Linked DNA regions of Homo sapiens: all the other regions are linked to region 2. The links are chromatin loops, found by intact Hi-C in ENCODE. Cell type or tissue: chondrocyte. All regions are shown on one strand. Each heading gives the region's core, and the rest is flanking DNA. Links, peaks and the distances in the headings are about the cores only.

Region 1 (6,467 bases), core at 2,562-5,061, 860 kb before region 2:
GGCTCAAGATTACATGCTCCCCTGGCTCTGCTATGCCCTTGATCCAGACGTTGTGTATTGACGAGGAGGGCTGGTGAGGGTGGTGGTGGAGAGCCTGGGCACAGCGACATCAGCCCTCAATCATTCCTCAGGCCTAATAGTGCCACAGAGATAGGCGGTAAGGTGCCAGCGCTAACACTGGACACTTCTGCTGGTCAAACCCTCTCCTGCTGGGTGATAGGCACTTTGTCTACAAGAATCAAAGAACTGGTGCTTGCCGGAAGACAGCGTATCAGCTCTTTGTAAAGAGGCAGCGCTGCGCCCTAAGTCAGTTTAAGACTAACCATTTGGAATTCTGACAGCGGGGACTCTTAAAACTTCGTGTGTCTGGTCACATATCAGTCTCTGAAATCCAAGTTTTCTAGTCTTTCAGCCTCCAAAAGTCACTCTTTAAGGCTAGCTTGATCCCAAATGTATAAAATGCAACTATAGATTTCTTCCAGCTCCCTGGCCCGGTGTTACTCTGTGAGCTGATTGCACTGAGGAAAGCATAGTTTCGGCTAATGGAGTGTCTGTCTGGATAAACGTAGGGCTCTCTGTGTCCTAAGAGAGCTTCTTCACTGCATTTCTCAGGTTTGCTGAGACACTTGAAGGGTTTGCAGAAAGTCACTGCAGGCTGCATGGGAGTGTGTGCATGTAGCTAGCACCTCCTGCCACCTATTTTGACCTGTGCTTAACTCTGGGAAAGCAGCCATTGACTCCAGACCTAGGGGCTATGTGTTTATATTCGTATAAGTCTGTTTAGGTCAAAATATGGGAAAGTAAGAGAGAAAGGACCTGATGTAAAATCACCCAAACTGGAATTGGGGCACAGCAGGGAAGCACAGAGATCTGGCTTTGTGGTGCCTGAATCCCAAAGCCATGCTGCGGGCAGGGGACACACCTCCCCTTCAAGATATTTGAAGCCAGGCTGGGAGCAGTGGCTCACGTTTGTAATCCCAGCACTTCTGGAGGCTGAGGTGGGAGGGTCACTTGAGGCCAGGAGTTTGAGACCAGCCTGGGCAACATGTGAGACTCCATCTCTACAAAAAAATTAACAAAATAAAAAATTAGCCAGGCGTGGTGGCACACACTTGTAGTCCCAGTTGCTCTGGAGGCTGAGGTAGGAGTACTGCTTGAGCCCAGGAGGTCAAGGTCAAGGCTACAGTGAGCTATGATTGCAACTGCACTCCAGCCTGGGCAACAGAGTGTGACCCTGTCTCAAAAAACGAAAATGATTTGAAGCCAGAGGGGATCTGAAGCTATTTAAACCTGATTCTGTGCAGAGGTCAACCCCTCAGCAAAGCTTCCTGAAAGGAAAAGGGGTGCCTTTTCTGGGAGATGGAAAGACCCTTTGGTCTTCTCCAGTCTCTGCTGTTCTTTAATATACAACATCCAGCTTGAAATATAAAAAACAGTGTATACGACACCCACAGAAACAGGACACTGTGACCCACAATCATGGAAAGAAAGTCACTAGAGCAGAAGCGTAGGTGACCCAGACGCTGAACTGGAAGACGAGGCCTTTAAAATACTATTATAAATAGATTAACAAACTTAGAGGGAAAGATGGGTCAAACAGGTGAGCAGATGAGGAATTTTCAGCAGAGGCATGGAAATTCAAAGCTAAAAAATACTTTCAATGTTCCCTGTGATGGTAAATACCTGCATGTTCCGATTTAACAAATTTTTTTTCCTTAGAGACAGGGTCTTGCTCTGTTTCCTAGGCTAGAGTGCAGTGGCTTGATCATAGCTTACAATAGCCTCGAACTCCTGGGCTCAAGCAATCCTCCCGCCTCAGCCTCCTGAGTGGCTGGGACCATAAGTGCATGTCATCACGCCTGGGTAATTAAAAACATTTTTGTAAAATTGGGGGTCTCACTACGTTGTCCAGGCTGGTCTTGAACTCCTGGCCTCAAGCAATCCTCCCACCTTGGCCTCCCAAAGTGCTGGGATTACAGGCATCAGCCACTGCACCCAGGCCGACTTAACACTTTTGTAACTACTGAGAATACTTCCCCAGACCATATACCCTCTTCCTATGTTTTTTTTTTTGTTTTTTGTTTTTTGTTTTTAGCTTTTTTTTTTTTTTTGAGACAGTCTTGCTCCATCACCCAGCCTGGAGTGCAGTGATGCCATCTCAGCTCACTGCAACCTCTGCCTCCTGGGATCTAGCGATTCTTCTGCCTCAGCCTCCCGAATAGCTGGGACTACAGGCATGCGCCATCACACTCTGCTAATTTTTGTACTTTTAGTAGAGATAGGGCTTCACTATGTTGTCCCGGCTGGTCTCAAACTCTTGACTTCAAGTGACCTGCCTGCCTGGGCCTCCCAAAGTATTGGGATTATAGGCGTGAGCCACCTTGCCCAGCCACACTCTTCCTTTGTAATGATCTGATAAATATTTATCTTCCTCAAGCCCTGAAGCCTCTTTGGGGCCCCGTGTCTAGCTTATCACATGAAGGAATCCCTGGGGACCCCTACCAACCTCCCTGCAGCCCAGGTACCACTGGTGCTAGAGAGAGAGGGACCCTGGGAGAAGCTCTCTGGGTGCTCTGGGGCCTGAAGGCTGCTTCACTGCCAGGAGCCCTCAGCTGTCTGAGGCTTCAGGGGCTTCAGCTGTCTGAAGTGCTGGGACATGGAGATTGTCAGCTTGTAGAATGCCCCCTTTCTGGTCTGGACACAGTGTCATTTCCATCTTCTCCATGCTATCACTAGTTCTGTGGTCCCGGCCACTCAGAAGGCTGAGACGGGAGGGTCGCTTGAGCCCAGGAGTTCGGGGCTGCATTGAGCTATGATTAAGCCACTGCACTCTAGCCTGGATGACAGAGTGAGCCTTGTCTCTAAGAGGGGAAAAAAAATGAAAAATGTTAAATCTGTGTGTGCAGGCATTTACCATTACCTCATTCCTGAGGCTTCAACCCTGCCTGTCAATGCACAATTCCGAGGACCGGCCCTCATTTCATACCTGGCACTTATCTGCAGAGCAGCAGGGGCCGGGGCTGGGGTGCAGCTGCTCTCTTTGTGAGCTTGAGGAAGTTCCCCTGTTTCTCTTGGGTCTTTAGGCTTCTTGAGGATCCCCAGAAGCCGTGAGCCTCTGGATGGAGGATACAGCTTTAGCACCCACCTGGCGGCCCCCGTTGGCCTTTCCTTTTGGAGCACTGGTGGCTTTGAGGGTTGCCCCTGGCTTCTTCCCATCGGGAACCAAATGGTAAAACATGACCCAGCATTGCAATACTGAAAATTGGGTTATAATTCTCAGATTGTTAGGTTTCTACCATCTTATATTCTATTCAAGAATGTAAGGAACTCTGAGCGGGTGCAGGGGCTCACGCCTGTAATCCCAGCACTTTGGAGGCCGAGGCGGGCAGATCACTTGAGGTCAGGAGTTCGAGACCAGCCTGGCCAATATGGTGAAACCCTGTTTCTACTAGAAATACAAAAATTAGCCGGGTGTGGCAGTGCTCGCCTGTTATTCCAGCTACTCGGGAGACTGAGGCATGAGAATTGCTTGACCCTGGGGGGCAGAAGTTGCAGTGAGCTGAGATCGTGCCACTGCACTCCAGCCTGGGCAACAGAGTGAGACTTGATCTAAATAAATAAATAAATAAATAAACAAATAAATAAGGCTTCTTGACACCTGGACAAGAACTGCCTTTAATACTAATTTGGCCATTTGGACCGTGACGGGTTATTTTGGCATTTATATTTATTGGTTTACATATTTTCTCTCCCAGGGAGGTCTTGGAATATTAGACATAAAAGGTGCTCAAGGTTTGCAGCGGTGTTCTCTGGTCTGTCACTTGATGGCATTCTAACACAAGGAATGAGACAACGGCTTGCAGCTTCTTTCCTCAGTCTGGGAATTATTTCCCTCCACACCTGTCAAAAATCTGGTTTACTGGCCACTTCAAAGAATCACAGCCGTTGTGACTAGAAACTGCAGACATCCAGAAGCTGAGGGCATTTCTCTATAAACAATGTAACTGGTTTTTGATCAACACCTCCAGAATAGGCAGGACAGAGTCAAGTGGTTTAAATAAGATAGAGGGCAAAAGGAGAGAGAAATTACGAGACCCTGGGGAAGAGGTGGGATTGTCGGTTACATTTGGAAATTGATGGTGTGTCAGCGAGGCGGAAGGAGGGTGTGGGGGTGCTTCCAGATGGCAGGATTCACAGCTAGATTGTGGCAGTTACGAGACAGGGCTGCTTTGAGGAAGGTGAGGGATTGATTTCCACTCCTGTCTTTTTTTTTTTTTTTTTCTTTTGGAGGTGTCCTTTACCCCTTTCTCTATGAAGTGATTTTCTGCCCAGTGACCTTGTTATTACAATGGAAAGAGACACTCATACCGCAGAGTAAATAATACAACACTGGGCAGTGAGGTATAGACATGAGCTCATGAATTTCATGTGACAAGTGTCCTTTTCCATATAAAGGTAGAAACTGAGACAAAAGGAACTGAAGTTACTTAGCAAAATTGCCACCAATTAAGCCTCATTTTTTGAGGTTAGTGACTATCTGGTGATATTTGTTGGTGACATCTGGGTTAGGAGACTAGATTGCAATTTTCCCTCCTCCTTATCAAGGAAAAGCAAGTAATTGTGGAGGAGAGGCCAAAAGCAGAGGGGACGGCAGGAATGGTAAACTCTGCCATGCTGTTGTCACAGTGCTGCCTGTCACCATCGTGCATCCGTAGTGTGGGTGCCGGGCAGATGCACAGACAGTGTTCGAGAAACAGTGCATGAATGACTGCCTGAAATCAACTGAAAGGCACCAAAAAGGTGGCTTCCTAAGCAGTGTCATTCCAGGGTATCATAAATGCTGGTCCCCCAACCCCAACGGTGTACCAAGCTGGGAGGCCCTGCTCCAGTGAACCACAGTGCTTGACATTCAAACAATGGAGAGTCATTCTTTTAGATGGAGCCATTGCTTTCTGCAGGGTTTTATTTTGAAATGCAAATACCCCCAGCGTGGGTAATAAATAAACCCTGCAGTGTGACAAGGTGAGCCTCTTGCTGGGCAGCTGAGGCATGACTAATGGAGTCGCGCTGGGGGCAGGGGGTGGGGGCAGTAGGAGCCCTGGGAGGAGATAAAAAGCAGGGAGACTTGAGATTGGTAACACGTGGACAATTTCACCCTTTTGCCTTCACACTGGAAACCTGGAGCTAGAATTTCCTCTGCCGTGGACAGACTCCCAGAGAGCTTGACTTACCTCGGTTGGATATAACTGGGGAGAAGTAAATTGTTTTCTTTCCTTATTATTCCCTGGTCCACCTCCCACAGAGGATCCCAATAAACTGTGGCACAAAGACAGTGGCCTAGAGGGGGTGGACGTGGGGAGCCCACTGGTTCCTGCCACTTCTATAAAGTGGGCCACCGGGCCTTACCTAGCTGTGGCAGGCACTGAGTTCTGTCTGCCCCGAGGCTGGTTGCCATAGGAGGTGCCTGATTTCCCCTCTCTCTTGGAGAAACATGGGATTTCCTTGGAAGCATGGAGCACAAGTTTCTCATTGTGCTTGAAAGACTGTCTGTTATTAATGTGAATCCCCAGCAGAGAACAGGCCCTGAGGTCTATTGGAACTGCATGCATAGAGGCGCATCAATCCACCCTGATGCCTGGGGATGCCCTTCCTTTTTTCCTTTTTTTATATTAGGTCATTGATCAGCAACATTGATCAGAAAAAAATTATGCCTTGTTGGCCATATTCTTGGATGAAGATCAATGATGTTAATTCTCAGTACATCAATTCGCGTACCGGGCGCTAATTGGAAGGGATGAAGCTGTGTGATGTATCACTGTGTAGGGCCCAGGGCAACCACATCCTCGGAGGGGGTCCAGGAGATTTGATTTGACCAACCTACTCAACACATGAAGCCAGAAACTGCACCTGGCAGACGGGCCCTGAAGACAGAGGTTTAAAAGCCGTTCCTATCCCCTAATACCAGTGATGCTTGATGCTCACTGGGCGGCAATGAGGAGGAAAAATGACACAGCAGAACTTTGAGCAGCCTCGGCTCCTTGTGCTCCAGAGAACAGCCTCCTCCTTCTTCCCCTGCAGCAGGCATTTTCTTTCCCAAACCCAATATTTTATCACCACTGTGAGAAAACTTTAAATTGAAAGATGGAAATTGACTATATCAAATATAGAGAGAGGCAGAAATAATCCAACGGCAAAGGCTTCCAGGGTTTTATTTTTTATTTGTATGTATTTATTTACTTATTTATTTACTTTTGAGATGGAGTCTTGCTTTGTTATCCAGTCTGGTGTGCAGTGGTGTGATCTCGGCTCACTGCAGCCTCCCCCTCCTGGGTTCAAGCAATTCTCATGCCTTAGCCTCCTGGGTAGCTGGGACTACAGGCATGAACCACCATGTCTGGCTAATTTTGTATTTTTAGTAGAGGCGGGGTTTAGCCATGTTGGCCAGGCTAGTCTTGAACTCATGACCT
Region 2 (6,467 bases), core at 2,352-4,851:
AGTGACTGCATTTTATTTATGTAAATTATAAGAATAAAGTTGATGTTAAAAAATAATAGAGATTTCCGCTCACTTTGCATTGTTTCCTCCAGTTGTAACATTTGAAAACTATAGTATAATATAGTATACATTAATATATACTATACTATAGTATATATATAATATACTATAATACAGTATAGCAGATACTATGTTGTGGCATAGTGTTATGCTGCCAAGGATACAGAGAAACTGGATCACTCCAACATTGCTGCTGGAAGTGTAAAATGGTACAACTACACTGAAAAGTAGTTTGTCACTTTCTTAACAAATAAAACCTGTAACTACCATGTGACCCACAACTGTTCTCCTGGGCATTTATCCCTGAGAAATGAAAATTATGCTCATTATACACTATAATATAGTATAATATAGTATCTATTATACCAGGATATTGACATTGATATAATCTACTGACCTTAATCCAATTTCCCTAATTTTGCTGTGCTCATTGTGTGTGTGGATTAAGTATTATATTATTTTAGAATCTGTATAAGTTCATGTCTTCAACACCACAGTTCAGATACTGGTCAGTTCCAGTATCACGAGGATCCCTTATGTTGTAATTTCATAAACACACCCTCCTTCTTTTTCTTCTTATCTACTCCCACCTCTTCCTCCCACTCTGGCTACCACTAATTACTCTTCTATTTCTAAAATTTTGTCATTTCAAAAATGTTATATAAATGGAATTATACAGTATGTAACCTTTTAGAAATGGCTTTTTTGCTCAGCAAAATTCACTGGAGAGTCGCCCAGTTTCTTATGTATAGCAATAGTTTGCTCTTCTTAATTGCTGAATATGGTGTGATGGTCAGTTTTAAGTGTCAATATGATTAAGCCATAGTACCCAGTTATTTAATTAAACACTAATATAGGTGTTGCTGTGAAGGTATTTTGTAGACATGGTTAACATCTATAATGAGTTGATTTTAAGTAAAAGATATTACTCTCAATAATGTCATGGGCCTCATATAAATAGTTGAAGGCCTTAATAGAAAAGACTAGTTTTCCAAAGAAAAAGAAATTTTGCCTCAAGACTTCAGCATCCACTCCTACCTGAGTTTTCAGTCTGCCTGTTTGGTCTACAAAGTTTAAAAATGCCAGCTCCTACAATTGTGTGAGCCAATTTCTAAAAATTTCCCCCTTCTCTCTCTCTCTCTCCCCCCACCCCCTCTATATATAATCTTTTTTTAAAATTTTATTATTATTATACTTTAAGTTTTAGGGTACATGTGCACAATGTGCAGGTTAGTTACATATGTATACATGTGCCATGCTGTTGTGCTGCACCCATTAACTCGTCATTTAGCATTAGGTATATCTCCTAAAGCTATCCCTCCCACCTCCCCCCACCCCACAACAGTCCCCAGAGTGTGATGTTCCCCTTCCTGTGTCCATGTGTTCTCATTGTTCAATTCCCACCTATGAGTGAGAATATGTGGTGTTCAGTTTTTGTTCTTGCGATAGTTTACTGAGAGTGATGATTTCCAATTTCATCTATGTCCCTACGAAGGACATGAACTCATCATGTTTTATGGCTGCATAGTATTCCATGGTGTATATGTGCCACATTTTCTTAATCCAGTCTATCATTGTTGGACATTTGGGTTGGTTCCAAGTCTTTGCTATTGTGAATAGTGCCGCAATAAACATACGTGTGCATGTGTCTTTATAGCAGCATGATTTATAGTCCTTTGGGTATATACCCAGTAAAGGGATGGCTGGGTCAAATGGTGTTTCTAGTTCTAGATCCCTGAGGAATCGCCACACTGACTTCCACAATGGTTGAACTAGTTTACAGTCCCACCAACATAATCTTATATTAATTCTCTTTCTCTGGAGAAGTCTAATTTATACACATGGCTTGAAGGCATCACAATTTGTCTGACAGTTCACCTATTGAAGGACGTCTGGGTTGTTTCCAGTTTAGGGCTATTATGACTAATGTTGCTATAAACATTAGTGTACAGGTGATTGTATAAACACAATTTTCATTTCTCAGGGATAAATGCCCAGGAATACAGTTATGTGTCTTATGGTACTTACATGTTTCATTTTTTTTAGAAAGCACCAAACTATTTTCCAGAGTGTTTGTACCATTTTACATTTCACCAGCAATGTTTGAGTAATCCAGTTTCTCTGTATCGCAGCATTATGCTACTTCTGCTAATTTTTATTCTAATCATTCTGATATGTGTGTAGTAATACCTCATTATGGTTTTAGTTATTTATTTGTTTGAGATAGAATCTCGCTGTGTCATCAAGGCTGGAGTGCAGTGGTGCGATCTCCGCTCACTGCAACCTCCGCCTCCCGGGTTCAAGTGATTCTCCTGCCTGAGCCTCCTGAGTAGCTGGGATTACAGGCGTGCACCACAATGCGCGGCTAATTTTTTCGTATTTTTATTAGAGATGGGGTTTCCCCCTTGTTGGCCAGGCTGGTCTTGTACTCCTGACCTCAGGTGATTCAGCAGCCTCAGCCTCCCAAAGTGCTGGGATTACAGGCGTGAGCCATCAGGTTTCATTTGTCATTTCCCTTATGTTAATGAAGTTGAACATTTTTCATGTACTTATTTGGCATCCTTATATCCTCTTCAGTGAAATGTCTATTTATGTTTTTTGCCTATTTGTCTTTCATTGTTTGTTGTTTTCAGAGTTCTGTGAGTGCTTTATATACTTTAGATAGTTGTCTTTGAGGGGTCACCGCTCTGGCTTGTCTGAACTCCATGTCTCCCATCCCTGTGTGAGTTGTGGTCATCGTTTAACTCTTGGCTCAGCCCATGCAGTTTCACCCTAGTAACATGTGGCTCAGTATTCAGAATCAGACTAGAGTGGCAACCTTCTAAACATTTCTCAAGCTCTTTTTGAAATCAGCTCTTTCTCTTGGTTCTTCTTTTTAAAAATTCCAGCCACTACTGTCTCTCCAAACTGATCTCTCTTTCCCTAACTCGGTGAGATGCTGTGCTCTGTTGAAACTCCCCCTTCCAGTTCTGCAGTCCAGAGGCGCCTGCAGGCAGAAAGCCAGGGGGATTACAGTACTCACAACTTTTGTTTGTCTTCTCTTAGGGATCACAGCCCTGCCGTGATCATTGTTTAAAAACTGTTGTTTCATATATTTTGTCTGGTTTTCTAGTTCCTTATAGTGGGAAGGTAAATTTAACTTCAGTTCCTCATCATAGCTAGAAGCAGACACACTGACCTGTGTTCTCTCCATAGGCCTGATAAAAACATAAACACTGGGTCGTGCAGGGCAGGACTTGGACTGAGAGGGCAGATCACTGGGCATTGGCACTTCTCTTCTTAACTTTCTTCAGAATTTTTCAGTTGTATCCTAGACTAGTTTCCTAGGATACATACATTCAGACATATGGAATTGAACACTTGACCTGCTTGTACAGGCTTGCAAAGACTAGAATATGAACATTAGTTTTACATGATGTGTACATACAAATTTTATATATAGTACTTTACAAAGTGTGCAAGATTTATTTTATTTTGAAAGTTTAAGCTGCCCTCTAGTGGAAAATACATGCCAAGATTTGGGCCTGGCTTTTCTTTGGTTTCGTTTTCATTATGGGAAGCCCTAGATACTCAAATCAGTAGCAGTGAGCTAGTATCTCTTCTCTCCCTGAAGCCGATGGGAGTTGTGGGCTACCTTTCTTTCTTATGGAAGGTGCTCAGGCCCACCCTGGGCCCATGTGGAGCTCTATACAGCTGCAGATAGAGAGACAAGCCTTACCCCAATGGGACCCCTCCTACAATCAGGGGCCCTCTTTCCCTTTCTCTGCTGTTCAGAATATGTGCTGTCTGTCTGGTCCATATTTGCTCTCTGAAATTGATTCACATGAATGTCCAATAATGACTTACAGTAGTACTTGTCTCCTAGGGAATCAAAGCCCTTAGCCACGCTGTTAGTTACCACCCGAAAGGCTGTTCCTGTTCTTAGGGAAGCTGTTGAGATATTTGCAGGCGGAAGAGGGTCACCAATACAATCAGCCTTCACTGACCCTGACTCGGGTAATGATGTCAATGTTGAATCTGCTTCCTGGAAGCATCTGGGCAGAAGCAGCCAGCATGGCCCCAGCCCTGGCTGCTAGACTCTAAACCCAAGTTATTCGGCTAATGACATTGTATTGTTATATATAAAAAGAACCATAGGCAAACCACTATCTGAAAGGTCCACTAGGGGTTAGAGACCATGTTGGTGATGAAAAGAGAATGCAAAGGAAGGAAGGAAGGAAGGGAAAACAAGCAGTAAATTAGAGAATCCGGTAATGATGAAGATGGCAGATGAGAGGCTTTCCGCATGCCACAGCCACAGGGAAATAGAAAAATAGTGCTTAAAGATCAACTCTGTGAATTTTCACTCAAGAAGGAAGACAGGAATTCACCAGACTAGTGAAGGACACACCAGACTCTGGGGAGGGAAAGACGCACAAGCAGCTTCCATGACAGCATTTGGCTGACCAGTGAGTAAAGCCCTTGTCTGCAAGGGTGGCAGCCTGTCTCCCTCTGTGTCTCATCCTTCTGCTAGGGGTCTGTGCAACCCAGGCCAAGACAGAGCACCCCTTTTTTCTCAAGCCCCGGAGCTAGCTTGGGGGAGGCTGAGAGATGGAGGGAGGGAAGACACTGGGAAAAGCTGCTGGCATTTTCCCAGACTTGGGACCGAGAGGATGATACTATTTTTAATCTGGGCTCATACCAAGGCAGTCATTGTGTGGCAACCTGGCAATAATGTCTTCTGCAGACATTTTAGTCTCAGGCCAGAGAGTAGACCATTTGCCCTGGAGCAGGGGAAGGGCCCCCACAGCCAGAATTGAGTGGTGAGTGTGGATACCACTCCAGGAGCAGGCAGTTAAATTAGACTCTCTTGTTACAGGGGGCTGCCGCAGGAGAAGTGCTGAAGAAGAGGTTTCTCCTTAGCAGGAGGACTTGCAGCCAAGGACAGCTTTATGATCTGGAACCAGTCAGTGTGTATCCTTGCTGGGTGCCCCAGTTTGCTCCCTTGATCAGCTGGCAAAGTGTGACCCACCAACTTTGAGGAGTGGAAGGGAGGCACCCTCCCCCTTACCTGCCCCGCACACCTGCGCTGGAGACCTAACCCTTGGTGAGGACAGCCTTTAAGGGAAGTAAGAACACAGCCTGTCAAAGCTTCCCTTGGGTCAAAGGAAATGGAAGCGCAGTGCCAACCACTGGAGGGGGTAACACCAAAGCCTACAAACAAACTTGGAGAGGAGGTCGTCTAATTGCCCCTGTTTCTCCTCAGTGCCTTGCTGTGGATGCAGCCATAGATCTTCCTGTTGGGTCCCGGGAAGCGTGGGCTGAAAGAGGCACTTCTCGAGCTTCTCAAGGGCCTCTACTTCTGCTGAAGAACAGCAGTGCTGGGGGAGGGTGCTCTCGTATGTCTCTATTGCCTCCACCCCTGCTGAGGGTGAGCACAGGCAAAGTGAGACCCTCCTGCTGGCTCTTGCCCTGAAGTGCCATCGACTTGACTGCAGTCTGAATTATAGCACCAAATGAAAACACATTGCTACACCAAGCAGTTTCCTAGAAAGCCACCATATGAATCTGTCTGCAACCAAGGAACCCAGGCCCTCTGATAGCTCTCAGACATAAAGCCAATTGATCATACACAACATAAACCACAGTCAAATTCTCAAAGGAAAAAACAATAAGAAATCAAAATGCCCCATCCAAATGGTAGCACATTTGAAAAATAAAGTGTCAACTTTCTCAGATGAGAAGAAATCAGCACAATAACTCCAGTAATACAAAAAGCCAGAGTGTTTTGTCACCTCCAAAGTATCTTACTAGCTCCCAAGAAGTGGATTCTAACCAAAAAGAAATGTCTGAAATGACAGAAATATAATTCAGAGTGTGAGTGGCAAAGAAACTCAACAAGATCTAAGAGAAAGTTGAAATCCAACACAAAGGAAACAGAAAAGTGATTCAGGATTTGAAAGACAACATAATTATGTTATGAAATAAACAGAACTTTTGGAATTGAAAATTTTAAAAATTCACTACAGGAACTTCAAAATACACTGAAAACCTTAGCAACAGGATAGACCAAGCAGATGAAAGAATCTCAGAGTTCAAAGATTGGTTCTTTGAATCAACCCCAACAAAAATAAAGACAAAAAATGTTTAATGAACAAAGCTTTTGAGAAACATGAGATTATGTAAAGCAATAAAAATCTAAGACATATTGGCACTCTTGAGAGAGAAGAAGAGAAAGTAAGCAGCTTGGAGAATATATTTGAGAATATAATTCAGGGAAGTTTCCCCAACTTTTCTGTAGAGGTCAACCTGCAGATATAAGAAATCCAGAGAACTCCTGCAAGATAACTATAAAAGACACCTATCCCCAAGGCGCGTAGTCAGACTATCCAAGGTCAGTGTGAAAGAAAAAAATCTTAAAGTCAGCT
Region 3 (6,467 bases), core at 1,535-4,034, 240 kb before region 2:
GGGTTTCTGTGTTGATGTGTGGGCAGAGGCTGCAGTGCATCTGGAAATGGAAAACATTACCCGCCCAACCACGAACACAAATACCCAAAGCCTATTATACACTACCTTTCAGCTGCAGCCCTCCCACTCTGGTCCTAGCTCTCTGACCAGCTTTGGAAACATCCCTAATCCATAGAGGCCCTTCCTGTCCCGGCAGGTGCTTTACCTCCATCTCCTTCCACACACCTGTGGGCTTGTGCAGGACCAGAGGCTGGCTCTACCCGCTGAAGCTCTTTGACTCCTCTGTCCTCTCCAAAGCCTCAGTTCTCACCTGACAAAGGGGCTGGAATGTTCCATACACCCTGTAGGACTGTTGGGGTCACATGGATCCATGCTTGTGAAAGGCCTGAGTGTGCAGAGTTGGGAGCTACACTTCGGAGAAGCCCCTCTTGCTGTCCATTTCTCTCTGATAACCAGGTGAGGACCCTGCATGGCTTGATCCATTCTCTTTACTTCCTTTTAAGCCATACTGAGGAGGTTTACTTTAAACAATTTGTTGTTGGTGGTTGTTGTTGGAGACAGGGTCTCACTCTGTTGCCTGGGCTGGAATGCAGTGGTGCGATCACAACCCACCACAGCCTCCACCTCCGGGGTTCAAGTGGTCTTCCTGCCTCACCACCCCCCACCCCCCGAATAGCTGTGACTACAGGTATGCACCACCATGCACAGCTGTAGTTTGCCTTTGAAATCTTTCAGTCTTTCTGCCTCTCTCTTTCTCTACCTCCCCTTCTCTGTCCATTTTTCCTTTCTCTCCTCTTTCTTCTTTTTTTCTGCCTCCATCATCCTTCCTTTCCACATTGCTCTAGAATAAGCTGGTCCAACAGTAGATGACACAGGGGAAGCCAGGGCCTCTGGCTGTCCAGCTGGTCATCTCAGAGCACAGCCCCGATTCTTGAGACACATCCAGGGCCTGGCCCTCCCATGTATCCTCAGCCTTTAGTGAATGGGTCTGAAGTTTCTGTCTGTCCTCATCTCTCAAGAGCACAATTTCTTCTGCTCATTTTTCCTTAATGCCCCCCAAATAATATCACTCAGATAATAAACAGCTCCAGCTTTTAGGATACAGTGTCCAGAGGGCCAGGATGCAGGGGTCTTGTCCCCATCTCCAAATCCATCCTCCTCCCATCTCCTCCGTCGTCCCTTTCTCTACCCCTCTCTCTCCCCCTTTCCCTTCTTCTTGCCCCTCCTTCCCTCCTCCTCACCTGCCTTCCTCCTTCTCCTCCCTCTCCTTTCCTTCCTTCACCTCCTCCTTCCCTTCCTCCCTTCCTCCCCATCTTCTTCCTCCTCCTCTTCCTCTCCTTCCCCCTGAAGGTGCTTAACTGGCACAAAAGGCCTCTGTGTTTCCAGGCCTGGGCTCATGGTGTTTTTAATTCCAAAGTAATCAGCAGAGGCCACAGTCATCTGTGGCCTCTCTGTGCACAGTACATGAGGCAGCATTTGCTCACAGGCTGGCTGTGAGGAGCCTGTGGTCAAAAAAACCTGCACGGGGGCGGAGCGCAGAGGCTGTGTTTGCTGTTTCTGCCACACTGGCATCCTGGAGTATCCTCTCTTATGGGCTACGTGGACTTACCATTGAGGCGTTCACTTGTTCATTTGTCAAGGACCAGAGAAGTGTGTGCATCTCCTGTCCCCGTGATGGCTCCTGAGAATGGCGCGGGCTCCTCCAGTGAGGCCCGCTGCCTCACTCCCGTCTATCTCTTGGTCAAGAGTGGCCACCTTCTGGACCAGCCCTAGAACTGGCTCACCCGCCTCCTTCACCTTCCTCCCTCCTGGCTGTTAGCCAGGCAGGAGTCATTTTTCTCTCTCACTTCAGAGTATGAAGTTTTTTTTCTATAAAAGTGGCTGGAAAGGGGGGACATTATGCTATGAAATAAGCCAGGCACAGGAGGCAAATCCTGCATGGCTTCACTCATATGTGGAATCTGAGAAAGTTGACTGCATAGAAATAGAGGGCAAAACAGTGGTGACCAGAGGTGGGGCAGGTGAGGGGCGGGGTGATGGGAGACACTGATGAGACAGTGCAAAGTTTACTGCAAGAGGAAGTTTTACTGATGTATTTTGATGTGTGGAGACCACAGTTAATAAGAATGTATTATATACTTCAAAATTACTAAAAATAGATCTTTTTACACTTTCAACACAAAAATATGATAACTTGGTGATGGATATGTTAATTAGCTTGATTGAATTTTTCTACAATGTATACATAGATCAAAACATCACATTATACCCACTAAATACACACAATGATTGTCAAAAATAAATGAATAAAAAAAAATAGAAAAAATGTCCATCAATGTCAGTTTCTTTTAATAAAATTTGCAAAATTCAAAAGTATAAATAATAAAATAAAAAGTCTCCTGTTATTCTATTATACAAATCCAAACATTATTAATGTTTTAGTGTATTTCTTTATATTTAAATACCTAGCTAGATAAATAATTTTACAAAATTGGGATCACCAAAATATATGATTCTGCATCTTACTTTTTATCACATTACCTTGTTTAACAATGAAAATTTTCCTTTTAAAACTTTTTTTTGAAAACACGATTTTAATGGGTTTATGGAGATTCCACTATATTTCTAAAAAATATGGCACTATTTTTGAACATGCAGGCAGTTTTCAGTTTTCACCACTGTTAATCTCATTCAGCGAGTATTTGCTGTCTCTTCCGTGTCAGGTGCTGGAGACAGCAGTGAGGATGATGGGGTTTGATGAGATCCCATCCCCAGGGGATTCCAGACAGAAAACGGAAAGGAAATGCAGCAAACATCATTTCAGGCTGTGATCAGCGTTATGAGGAAAAGTGAGATGGATTTAGGGACTAGAGGGTGATGGAAATAGGAGCAAAAGGAAGAAGTCATTTTCACCCAGGGGCCAGGAACGTCCTTCCAGAGCAGGCGAAATCTGGTTAAATCTAGGTGTGGATTGTTGCAGGCAAGTGCAGATGCCTGAGGCAAGAATGAACTTGGCCACTGGAGGACAGTGGTGGGGCAGTGTGGTTGGTTTAGAGAGAGCCAGAGAGAGCAGAGACAGCAAGAGTCTAGGAAAGTGAGCAGTGACCACACAATCAAGGTCTTGAGGGCCAAAGTAAATAATTCAGAGTTTATTCTAAGTGTGAAGGAAGCTTGAGAGTCACAGGTTTTTAAGCAGCTTACTCTGACTGCAGATGGAGAATCTCATGACTGGGGAGGGCCGGCTGGATTGGAAGCAGGGAGGCCAGGTAGGAGCTTAGAGCACTGTTTCAGGTGCATGTCACGGATGTGAACAGTCACAGAAGAGTTGGTGAGGGGTGGCTGCATTCAGAATTGATGTTGAAGGGAGCATGATGTGGATTCACTGGTGGGTTGGAGGTAAAGTGGCAGAGCAAGAGATAACTCAGTTATAACCTGTAGGTCTTTGGTCTAAGCAATTGTGTAAACAGTGGTGCCATTTACTGAAATAGATAAGAAAGGAGAGGAAGGCTTGGGAGGGGACCAGCAGTTTAATTTGGAACCTGTTGCGTTGGGGTGCTTATTAAATATTCAAGTAGTGATGTCTACTAGACTGCTGGATAGACAAGTCTAAAACTCAGAGAAGTTGGGTCTACTAGACTGCTGGATAGACAAGTCTAAAACTCAGAGAATTTGGGTCTACTAGACTGCTGGATAGACAAGTCTAGAACTCAGAGAAGTTGGGACTGGATATGGATATCTAGAAGTCATCAAGGTGCAGATGACTTTTTCAAACTATGGGACAGTAATAGATCCCTCAGGAAGAGTGTGGCCAAAAGTAGTCCCAGGTACTACGTCCTGGGTCCCAAGTGTTTAGAGATCGGATAGAGGAGGAGTCCATGGGAGGATAGGAAGGCCTCTGAGTTAGGGGAACTCACAGCTGTGCTAGGGAAGAACATGCATTTTCTGTTTATCTTTGACCATTTCTTTAGAATAGATTCCCAGCAGTGGAATTACCAGGTCAAAGGGCGTCTGAACCCATTTAAAACTCTTGCAAAATGTTGTCACATCCTTTTCCAAAAATGTCTCATCAATTTATATTTCCATTATCAGTGCACGGTGTTGCCCATGGCAGAGAACCCTTATATCATTGCCAATTTAATAGGCTAAAACATGACACCCTGATTTTAACTTGTAATTCTTTGCCTTTCTAGTGAGCTTGAGCCTTTGTTTTCCATGCTTATTGCTCATTTATGTTGCTTGTATAATTGTCTCAATGTACTTGTCTATTGTGGTTATATAGTGTTTTTGTAATTGTGAGAGGATTTTTTTAATTTGTTAATAACTAATCCTTTCTTGTATTTCTTACAAATGGTTTTCGGTTTGCCATTTCCCTTGGAATTTTACTACAGTGTTTTCTGATACGAGGTTTTCCATTTAAACTTAATTACATGTATCCATCTTGTTCCTAATGATTTCTTCCTTTGCCATTATTGTTAAGAAAAGCCTCCCTGCCACTGTATTTTGGGAAGTGCTGGCGAGTCTATTTTTCATGCTACTTTTGCCAAATTTGGTTAATAGAATTTCTTCATAAAGTAAATGGATTTGCCTTTCATTTTCTTCTATATTCTGCTATAAATTTTATAGTATGCATTTTATATATTCCATGAAGTCCAGACAACATGCACTAATAAAGTCTCATCACCTCCAAATATTTTCCAAGGCAGTGTGCTAACAACACTTTCCCATCTCTTCCATGGCTATGGCTCCGTTCTAGGGTGCTACTTCCTCTTGAGCTATTTTTCCTAATTTATTATTTTCACTAAGTGTTCCATTTTTACATGTTGATGGAATTTATTAGCATATAACTGTGCATTATATTATCTCATAATTATAATTACTTTTATCAGCATATGTTACGTCTCTTTCCTTAGTTCCAATTTTCTTTATTTCTATTTTTTCTTAATTAGATTTGTTAAAGTTTTGTATTTTATTGGGTTCTTCAAAGGGTCAACTCTCCAACTTACTAAATCATGTTAATGTTCTTCTTTCCAAATGTGTGAGTTTCTGATTTAATCTCTGTCATTTCTCATGATTTCCACAGGCTGGTCTCACCTAACTTTCTCCACTTCTCCAACTGCCCTTTCTGTTCCTCTCAGACATGACAGGCAGCTTGCTACACTTCTTCCTCCCAGTTTTCCGGGGACAGGACTCCACTGCTTCCTGACACTTGACACTGCAGAGGAGTCTGAGGTCAGAAAGATTTCTATTTCTTTTAAACTTCTTATTTTTAAAAAATAAGAAAATCTCATTTTCTTCTTATTTCTTTTCCTGTGTAGATGTCTATGGGCATTTTCATTTTCTCTGAGATTCCAAAACATCGACTAGGTCTAGAATGACACCCGTAGCGGTGGTCACTGTCCTCTCTGCGGTCCTCCTGGTGGGCACTGAGCTGACTGCAGCCTCTTTTCTCACAGGGAAGATGAGTCCAAGGTTCCCAGCAGCTCTCTGGGAGAACTGGCCCTAGAAGGGGCGCATATTTGCCCTCCCTGGTGGAAGTAGTGGCCTTTCCTCATTCATTTTAGCTGGGGCTCCAGAGACCCTGGCAATCAGTGGATTTGAGTCTGTCTTTGGCACAGCAAAGTTTTTGATTTTGTGGATTTCAACACCGCCCCTACATCTGCCTTTTTATTTTAACCTTCTGAGTTACTTTTAAATGGGGGTTTGGACTCCTAGGTTAGTGATTTATGTCTATTATCCTTTCCCTCAGTTTCCCTGTTTTTGTTTTATTACCTCAAGGAAATCTAGCATTAAAATAACATCATTTAGATGGGGCCAGAACAGATTCCTGGGCTCACTTAACCACTGTAGCCAGAAGCCCTGGCCACAGTGACTGTGACACCAGGCCCAATCTGTGCCCTGATGTCTGCTCACCAGTAACAGGTTTTCCTAGAAGCCAGGGAATACCTAAGAATGTCAGGTAAGGCTGCAATGTTTCTTTGAACAACATAGCACATACCAGGGCTCACTTCTCTGCAGAATGTGTTCCTGGTGCTATTCTTGCCTCTTTCTCTATTTAAAAAATACTGTTATATTTTAGATGCTTGCTTGCTCCATGGGAATATTGCATACGGTGGGGACTGGACTTCCAGTGTGCCCATTTCTCTCATTTTAACTCGTCTTTGGTGATCTGGGGGTGCCTGTCTCTTCCCCTCCCCTTGTGCTGCACTCAGAGTGGCCCTATTTGACCTTCAGAGAGAGGAGTAGATGAGGACGGTGGACAGGCCAGCGGGACGGTCTACCTATGGCCTGTCTTCTTTTCTAGAATGTTAGCTTCATGCAAGCAGGAAGCTTGCCTTTTTAAATCCACTTTCTCCCCAGGCCTCAGAACACAGTGGTATTCAGTAGCGAGTTGGCCAACTGAACGCACGCAGGAACAAGGGCAGTTCCCAAGCTCTTCTCAGGGCCGAGGCTCCAGCCCTTCTGCGCCT

The links. A loop is a pair of places that touch in the nucleus more often than their neighbours do. Peaks named below come from ENCODE experiments on the same cell type or tissue, not always from the same donor. Only the 100,000 strongest peaks of a DNase experiment are listed, where the experiment ranks them.
Region 1: a loop joins it to region 2, with 7 times the contacts of the local background. A loop is called at or near these places in 3 of 110 quality-filtered maps.
Region 3: a loop joins it to region 2, with 4 times the contacts of the local background. A loop is called at or near these places in 4 of 110 quality-filtered maps.

The regions. Positions count from the first base shown.
Region 1 is chr19:29,594,807-29,601,273 of GRCh38, reverse strand. No RefSeq gene overlaps it. Among named protein-coding and RNA genes, the nearest start is that of POP4, 8.2 kb to the left of the region's middle. RefSeq lists enhancers at 4,314-4,814, 4,815-5,315. In chondrocyte, for the core only: CTCF peaks have their summits at 3,616 and 3,824; no DNase peak of the experiment used is centred there.
Region 2 is chr19:28,734,304-28,740,770 of GRCh38, reverse strand. No RefSeq gene overlaps it. Among named protein-coding and RNA genes, the nearest start is that of ERVE-5, 130 kb to the right of the region's middle. In chondrocyte, for the core only: CTCF peaks have their summits at 3,344 and 3,543 (motif pointing left); no DNase peak of the experiment used is centred there.
Region 3 is chr19:28,976,974-28,983,440 of GRCh38, reverse strand. No RefSeq gene overlaps it. Among named protein-coding and RNA genes, the nearest start is that of LINC00906, 15 kb to the right of the region's middle. RefSeq lists an enhancer at 1-25. In chondrocyte, for the core only: CTCF peaks have their summits at 2,813 and 3,012 (motif pointing right); no DNase peak of the experiment used is centred there.